Regions from separate parts of the Homo sapiens genome. Here region 1 is linked to region 2. Evidence: read pairs that join two places in POLR2A ChIA-PET (ENCODE). Cell type or tissue: HepG2. All regions are shown on one strand. Links, peaks and the distances in the headings refer to the core of each region. The heading gives the core; the rest is flanking DNA. Region 1 has its middle 22 kb from the start of ENPP7. Region 2 overlaps TBC1D16 (TBC1 domain family member 16).

The links. ChIA-PET counts read pairs that join two places held together with the same protein. Peaks named below come from ENCODE experiments on the same cell type or tissue, not always from the same donor. Only the 100,000 strongest peaks of a DNase experiment are listed, where the experiment ranks them.
Region 1: POLR2A ChIA-PET joins it to region 2 with 5 read pairs; 8 of 35 experiments call an interaction of 5 or more read pairs at or near these places.

Annotation. Positions count from the first base shown.
Region 1 is chr17:79,750,936-79,755,318 of GRCh38, reverse strand. No RefSeq gene overlaps it. Among named protein-coding and RNA genes, the nearest start is that of ENPP7, 22 kb to the right of the region's middle. In HepG2, for the core only: no CTCF peak of the experiment used is centred there; no DNase peak of the experiment used is centred there; H3K27me3 peaks cover 474 bases.
Region 2 is chr17:79,930,071-79,934,453 of GRCh38, reverse strand. It overlaps TBC1D16 (TBC1 domain family member 16), which reads left to right. Exons shown (of 12, transcript NM_019020.4): 12 at 1-2,111. Among named protein-coding and RNA genes, the nearest start is that of LINC01979, 5.5 kb to the right of the region's middle. RefSeq lists an enhancer at 2,723-2,942. In HepG2, for the core only: no CTCF peak of the experiment used is centred there; DNase peaks (open chromatin) are centred at 484, 1,813 and 2,473; H3K4me3 peaks cover 375 bases.

The DNA.
Region 1 (4,383 bases), core at 313-4,312, 180 kb after region 2:
TTTTGTACTTTTAGTAGAGACGGGGGTTTCACCATGTTGTCCAGACTGGTCTCGAACTCTTGACCTCGAGTGATCCACCCACCTTGGCCTCCCAAAGTGCTGGGAGGCGTGAGCCACCACGCGTGGCCTTGAGATGGGATTTTGCTGTGTTGCCCAAGCTGGTGTTCAATGGCACAATCTTGGCTCACTGCAACCTCCACCTCCTGGGTTCAAGTGATCCTCCCTCCTCAGCCTCCCGAGTAGCTGGGACCACAGGTGTACACCACCACACCTGGTTAATTTTTAAATTTTTTGTAGAGACAGGTTTTAGCCATGTTGCCCAGGCTGGTGTTGAGTTCCTGAGTTCAAGTGATCTGTCTGCCTCAGCCTCCCAAAGTGCTGGGATTACGGGCATAAGCCCCCGTGCCTGGCAGGATTAGAGCCTTATTATAAAAGGGCTTCCCTTCCTCCATGTGAGGACACAGCATTTTACCCCTCTGGAGGATGTGGCAACGAGGTGCCATCTGGGAAGCGGAGATCCTTGACCTTGGACTTCCCAGCTTCAGAACTGTGAGAAATAAATCTCTATTACTTATAAATCACGCAGTCTGCGGTGTTTTGTGACAGCAGCAGGAACAGATGAAAACAACACAAAATACGTAACGCTTTTGTCTTGTGTTCACAATTGCCTTTGGGTCACTGTAGCAGGACGGGGCCCCACTCAGCCTACGGAATAGCAGAGGGCCTTGCCCACTCTACAGTGCAAATACCACGTGGAGCTCCTCAGCTGAACAAAGAGAAAACTCGGCACAGAGGGAGTGAATGATTTGCCCCAGGTCTCGTGTATGATCAATGGCAAAGCTGGACGTGAAAACCAATAACGAAAAAGAAAGAGTAAGCCCTGGGTGATGATGATTAATGGGTCTCATTCTGGGTGGGCGGTGGCAGGGCCCCAGCCTCAAGTATTGCCTTCAAAAACAATCATTAGATCCAAATAGCATCTGATTGTTGTTGGAACTTTTGGTTCTTTAGAAAGGATGAACATCTTTTCCTATGCTTTACTGGCCATTTGAATTTCTTTGCAGAATTGACTGTCTCAGTTTCATATGAGAGGAGCAAACCTCTTTTGAAAACGATATAAATGGAAAACATTAATTCTTTTTCTATTCATTATTATTTTTTGAGACAGGCTGGAGTGCAGTGGTGCCATCATGGCTCACAGCAGCCTTGAACTCCCAGGCTCAAGCAATTCTCCCACCTCAGCTTCCCAAGTAGCTGGGACCACAGGTGCGCACCATCACGCCTGGCTAATTAAAAAAATTTTTTTGTAGAGATGTGGTTTCTCTACATTGTCTAGGCTGGTCTTGAACTCCTGGACTCAAGTGACCCTCCCTACTTGGCCTCCCAAAGTGCTGGGATTACAGGTGTGAGCCACTGCACTCCGCCAAAACCATTTCCATTAATTCTTTTTTTTTTTTTTTTTTTGAGAGAAAGTCTCCCTCTGTCACCCAGGCTGGAGTGCAGTGGCACCATCTCACCTGACTGCAACCTCCACCTTCCAGGTTCAAACGTTTCTCGTGCCTCAGTGTCCCGAGTAGCTGGAATTACAGCCACCCGCCACTATGCCTGGCTACTTTTTTTGTATTTTTAGTTGAGATGGGGTTTTGTCATGTTGGTCAGGTTGGTCTCAAACTCCTGGACTCAAGCGATCCTCCCCCCTCAGCCTCCCAAAGGTCTAGGATTATAGGTGTGAGCCACTGCGCCCAGCCAAAACCATTCATTCTTTATCAAAGTCCGAAGAACAACCATGTTAAGAACCAAATGAACAAGAGGCAACCTTGTGACAGCTGCAGCATTTTGGGGGTGAGCTCTCCTGTGGGCATGTGCAGCTTGAAAGACATGACCCATCCTGGACAGACACACCCGGGGCTAAACAGTTACAAATTTCAGGGAGCCGCCCCTAAGCTGTGTGTGTAGCTAACGTTTTCTTTTCTTTTTCTTTTTCTTTCTTTCTTTTTTTTTTTTTTTTTTTGAGGCAGACTCTTGCTCGATTGCCCAGGCTGGAGTGCGGTGGCGTGATCTCGGCTCACTGAAAGCTCCGCCTCCCGGGTTCAAGCAATTCTCCCACCTCAGCCTCCTGAGTAGCTGGGACTACAGGCGCCTGCCACCACGCCCGGCTAATTTCTGTATTTTTAGTAGAGACAGGGTTTCACCGTATTGGTCAGGCTGGTCTCGAACTCCTGACCTCAGATGATGCACCCACCTCGGCCTCTCAAAGTGCTGGGATTACAGGTGTGAGCCACCGCACCCGGCCTGGTAACATTTTCATTTACAACACTGGACTCGCAGAGGGGTTTCTCCGCAGGTTGGTTTGTTGAAAAGGTTGGTTCTTGCCTTTTGCTCTCCAGAATGTGTTTCTCCCGAGAGCTGGTGATTAAAAAACCCACTTCCGGCCGGGCGCGGTGGCTCACGCCTGTAATCCCAGCACTTTGGGAGGCCGAGGCGGGCGGATCACGAGGTCAGGAGATCGAGACCACGGTGAAACCCCGTCTCTACTAAAAATACAAAAAAATCAGCCGGGCGTGGTGGTGGGCGCCTGTAGTCCCAGCTTCTGGGGAGGCTGAGGCAGGAGAATGGCGTGAACCCGGGAGGCGGAGCTTGCAGTGAGCTGAGATAGTGCCACTGCAGTCTAGCCTGGGCGACAGAGCGAGACTCCATCTCAAAAAAAAAAAAAAAACCACCCACTTCCCTGATTAATTCCAGAATTGGAAATACATTCAACCTGTGTATTTTATTAAAAGGGACAGCTGGGGAGGTGTTTGTTAAGGTGTGCTCTGCTTCCCACACCAAAAGCAATCTGATGACGTTTGAATCGGATGACGGAGAGTCATTTTCCATGTCGAGTCACCAGTGTCGATTCACAAAGTTTGGTTGACGGCCCACAGCTGGGGCCCAGAAAAACCCGAAGGGGAAGTTTGCTGGGGCTCTCTGCGGTGCCCTTGGCCACCTTCTCCGTGCTTCTCCGACCAAGGAGTCCGGGCTCCTGCCGGGCTCTGGTGGGAGCTGATGGATCTCAGGTGAGGACAAGTCAGGCTCGCTTCACCCAGCCCTTCCCTCTGAGTCTCCCAACAGAAGCTTTTATTAACCACCCCAAAGATGGGACAGCTCTGTGGAAGCCACTGGGCAAACCCTGTCTGAAACATGGTCATTATCTGCCTTCCACTATTTTTTTTTTTTTTAAGATGTGGCCCCAGAATCTGTTTTCTTTTAGTTGTGGTAAGACACACATAACAGGGCCAGGCACAGTAGCTCATGCCTGTAATCCCAGCACTTTGAGAGGCTGAGACTGGCAGATCACCTGAGGTCAGGAGTTTGAGACCAGACTAGCCAACATGGTGAAACCCCGTCTCTACTAAAAATACAAAGGTTAGCTGGGCGTGGTGGTGTGAGCCTGTAATCCCAACTACTAGGGAGGCTGAGGCAGGAGAATCACTTGAACCCAGGAGGTGAAGGTTGCAGTGAGCTGAGATTGCGCCACTGCACTGCAGCCTGGGAGACAGAGGGAGGCTCTGTCTCAAAAAAAAAAAATGCACATAACATTTACTATTTTAGCCATTTAACAGTGGCACTTAGTCCATTTACAATGTTATACAGCCATCACCACCATCTAGCTCCAAAGCGTCTTTATTATACCAAAAAGAAATCCATTAGGCAGTCACTTCCCACCCTCCTCCCCCAGCCCCTGGCCACCTCCCATCTCCTTTTTGTCTATGGAGTTACCTATTCTGGATATTTCCTATAAGTGGAATCGTGTAATATGTGGCCTTTTATGTCTGAATTCTTTCACTGAGCATGTTTTTCACGGTCCATTCATATTAAAGTATGTATCAGTACTTCATTCCTTTTTTTTTTTGAGACAGCGTGTCGCTCTGTCACCCAGGTTGGAGTGCAGTGGTGCAATCATAGTTTACTGCAGCCTTGACCTCCGGGGCTCAAGAGATCCTCCCACCTCAGCCTCCCAAGTAGCTGGAACTATAGTTGTGCACAACCACACCTGGCTAATTGTTTTTTCTGCTTGTAGAAACGGGGTCTTGCTATGTTTCCCAGGTTGGTCTTGAACTCCTGGGCTCAATCAATCTTCCCACCTGTGCCTTTCAAAGTGCTGGGATTACAGGCATAAGCCACCATGCCCGGCTAAGTACTTTGTTCCTTTTCATGGCCAAATAGTATTCCATTATATAGATAGACCACATTTTGTTTGTCCATTCATCTTTGATGGACATTTGTTTTGTTTCTACCTTTTGGTGAGTGTGAATGATGCTGCTTGTTACATCTGTGTGCAAGTTTTTGTTTGAACACCTGCTGTCAAGTATTTTGGGTGTATACCCATGAGTGTAATTGCTG
Region 2 (4,383 bases), core at 262-4,261:
GATGGAGGAACCTGGTGGCTCAGGGGCCCCTGATGTCACCGCCTCCAAGGCAACGGGACTGGGCAGGGCAGCTCCTCAGGAAGGATGATCCCACCTGCACGGGTCAGCCCTGCAGGGGGACAAGGCCCACCACAACCCCACCTCAGGCCACCAACTGGACCTGTCCTGCCAAGAAGGTCCCTTCCAATTTGTCCGGCAGCTGGTTCCCTGGATACAGCCCAGACGCAGCATCATCCTCATGTTCACCTCTGCTGTGCCCTACTTCCCCCGTAAATGACAACTGTGTAGTCACCCACGCCGGGCAAGAGAACATAGGTGCCACCTGGCGGGCCACACTTTTCAGGGGCCGTGCCTCGGGCAGGCCCGGCTCTCTGTTGTCCCGCAGCCCTCAGGGCTGGCGGTGGCTGCTCAGTGCCTAGGGAGTGCCCTTGCCACACAGCTGGGCAGCGAGCATGACTCAGCGTTTACACTCAACCAGCCGCACAGGCTCCAGAGGGGAAGTTCTCTGGGGTCCTTCTATGAGAGAGCATCCTGTCTGCAGCCCTGTTCTGGCTCCTTCCACATCATTCATGCATTCATCCCACGAGGACTATGGTACCGTGGGCTCGCTCTAGGGAAGCAAGGCAGGAGCGCACTGGGGCTACTTGGATTCCCGGGGCAGACACATATGTACCCTGCACACCCTCAAATGAGCAAAGCCACCCCACTGGCCCCTGGGTGAGGCCATGTGGACCCCCACACCTTTGGGGCCGGCTGGGCAAACCTTGAACCCCCAATTTCTGCGTGGCCTTTGGCTGCCCTCCTTCTCCAAGGCGTGACTCTTACTCCAGAGACTCAGGCGAGCACGTGTCCCTTACCTTATTTTCTCTCAATCAAACTGAAACCCATTGTGATCCCCCATAGTCCAGTGCGGTCTCTGTTATTATTACGGGTGTCTCCCTTCCTCCCCGTGCCCAGGACAGGCCATGAGCCAGAGATACAAGGGGCCCCAGGCAAGATGCAGGGCTCTCTGCTCCTGGCTCTTTATCGTCGTCGGGACACCCTTTGTCCAAACTCAAGGAATCCCGGGAGGTCTGGCTTTGCCGCTTTGGCTGGGACTCAGGTACCTGGGCATACCTGCATCTGTGCCCCCTCTTCGTCCCAGTGAGACGGACCCTCAGTATCCCCCCCAACATAGAACAGGAAGGTCTCAAGCCAGCCCCCTCCTCCAGTTCAATCACCCTCCCTCACATCCACCCAGAGAAGTCCAGACCTGTGGCCACTTCCATGCCCTCTCCAGACCAGGAGACACCTGCTGCTGACCTCGTGGAAAACTTAGATTTTGACATTCTGATGCTTCGGAAGTGGTGGCTCCTCCTCCTTCACCCCTCCGCCACCTGTGGGCCTCCTCTCTGCATCTCAAGAGAACAACCAGATCTTTGGGCTCCTGGGGTGTGTGCCATGCAATTTAGACGAAGTGCTTTGAAAATATGCCATTCAGTCTCTGACTAGGAAAATAAGTCTGACCTGATAGGTCCGATGTCATCAGCTCTTCAACATGAGACAAAAGAGGGGATTTTATGTTTTGAGTCATTAGAATGATATAATAATTTTCTGAATTGACATCTGGATGTTGAAATTAGGATGGTGCAAAAGGGGTCCAGGGCCTCAGGCTGGGCGCAGCAGCCAGCTCCCAATGACGCAGAAGCTGCTTCAAAACCCCCTCAACAAAGAGGGGCACATGCAAGTCACCAAAGTGGGAAGCCTTCACCAAGGCCACACCCAAAGTCTACTGATTGTCTGTCCAAAGTTCGTTGATTCCTGGCCATGAACAAGCACAATAGAAAAAGACACAGGGTCCTAGTGGCTACAAGTCAATGTGAATTGGCACATGGTCTAGCAGTTTTAAAATCTGACAGTAGAGTATGGCAATGGGCAAGGGCCAAGAAGTCCTGAGATGGGAGGTCAGCGCTCTAACTGGGCTCAGTGGAGGTCTGTGACCAGTGTCTGGACACTAGCTACAGGGGACCGGGCAGAGGATTCTGGGCAGAAGGAAAATGTCTAAAAGTACTTTGGGAGGGTAAAGGACAGGGGCCTTATTTAAAATAAAGACTGAAGGATAATAAGTGTCACCCAGGTTTGTGGATTATTGGAGGGGGCACCATCTAGCCATTCTCCACTTTTCCAGTGTGGAGAACCTGGGCAAAGGCGCCAGTGGTCACATGAGGTGCTGCCACGGGGCGGGCTCTGGGAGACCCACTCTAGACCGCTGACCTCTTGGTGCCATCCATTCTGCCTCCTAGAACTCTGGGGTTCTGAGTGCGTGCTCTTGGTGGGGGCCTTCCTCTTTGTTGGGAGAGCCGCTGCTGAAGGGGCCTCTCCCTCTGGCCCAGGATGTAGAGGACACGTGAGGACTACACAAGTGCAGGGGTGGGTGCGGGGGTGGGTGCGGCTTTCCAGCCCTCGCCTTCACTGCACTGGAAGCCTGCTTTCTGGTGTGACCTTTGGGTTCCCTCTCTGCAAGCAAACAACCAGCTCAGACAAAACCAACCATGACCACATCTCAGGTGGGTGGCACCTGGGTCACCCTCCCACCACAGCCCCTGGAGCAGTTTCCAGGTACCTGGCCTCCACTGTCTATTCCACTCACCTCCTGCTGATGTGGACAACTTTAGAAATAAAGTACCAGGGACCCCAGACCACTAGGCAAGAGCCCAGGTGCCCCCTGGGAAATGCCACCACCCACCCCAAGAGCAGGGTGGGGTCTAGCTCCTGAAACAGTCTCCTCTGGGCAAGTGCTGCCTTTCTTCAAAGTCCAGGCGCCCTCTTGGTTGTTGGATAAATCCCCAGGTTCTGCCCCATGATTCATGTAGACGGGAGTTTCCCCCGGTTCTCTGTCTTTCTGCCTGGCTGGGCCACAGATGAGTGCCCCAACCCGGCAGACAAACAGAATTGGACTTTTAGGGTCAGAGGCAGCCAGCCTGAGATGGAGTAGGGTGGGGGCTGGGGAGGGTGTTGGGACCCCGGGAAGGGGATGAGGACATTCCAGGGGAGGTGAACTGTTTGTTTCCCTGGAGGGTTAGACAAAGAACCGAGCTCTTGCAGATTTTGCCGGAAATGCAACTAGAGCTATTGATAGGGTTGAGGATGGGGTCTTTCAGGGTGGGTGAGTCCCTGGAGCTGACTAAAGATTAGTGTTAGTGCAGGTCAGATGAGGAGCTGCCCCCACAGGTGTCGCTCCAGGTGCCCACAGCAGGGACAAACCCCCGCCGACCCCCTGCCCCACGGGAGCTGGTTGCAGCTTCCCCTCCGCCTCCCCCACCCCACCTCTCTCTGTCCCTTCCCCCGTGCAGTGGCCTCAGGGTGGCCACCCACCTGCTCCCAGGGGACGTGAGAGTGTTAGCAAAAGCACCATGCCCTTCCCCTCCACCCTCTGGAGCCTTCAGGGCAGCCCCAAAGCGGTCCCAGTGTCTCTGAAGGGGCTGGGGACCCGGAGTCTGAAATTCAGCTGATGGGTCACCAAACTGGCCTGGCCTCTGAGCCTCTGCACCGATCCTCTCACCCCATCAGGTACCTGAAGCTGATCCAGGACACCAAGGTCTGTTTGTGTGGGGGGGCTGCCAGCTCCCCAGAATCTGGCCCACGATGGTTTTGATTAGAGGAAACACCCCACCAGAAAGCATCCCAGAGATACCTAGAGACCCCCTGTGGCTTCCCCAAAGTGTCCCCTCCCCTCCCCACGACCTGAGAGGCTGCCATGCCCACGGCACGGGCCCCCTGGGGTGCTGTCCTTTCTAGAAAGCAGGTTCCAAAGGTGGGGTTCGGGCCTACTTGGCACAGGGAGGCTTAGACAGAAAGCGGGACTCCCCTCTGCCACGGCCCCCCAGACCCCGGCCGGCTCCTCGCGAGGCTGGACCCGCCTCCCCACCCCCTCCTTCGTGCGGTCCTGATGAAGGCGCCGCGTTTTCCGAGACGCAGAACTGCTGTGGGGTGTCTGCAGAGCCCGGGCTTCTCACCGGGAACTGCTCTCCTGGGACGGAGGGCGGCGGAGGCCTCCCGGAGCCCCCGGCCCACCTGAGGCCTTGGGGGCGGGGTCCGTGCGCCGCGAACCCCACCGAGCCGGGCAGGAGGAGGCGCATTTGGGCACAAAGGGACCTCGCGTCCTCAAAATAATCCTCGCCGCTAATTCCCATTCCAGCAGGAAGAGGCCGGCGCCGCTCACATCCACCCCATTTTCCGCGGAAGGGGCTTTGTTGCTTTTCTTTTGATTTCACCCCAGCGGGCGCGCGATCCCGCCCGGCACACGCCTGGCCTCCGAGCCGCTGCGTGCGGTTCTGCCCAAGTCGGGGAAGGAGGGGCGCGCAGAACGGGAGAGGGCTGGAGACGGGCACAGAAGGAGAGGAG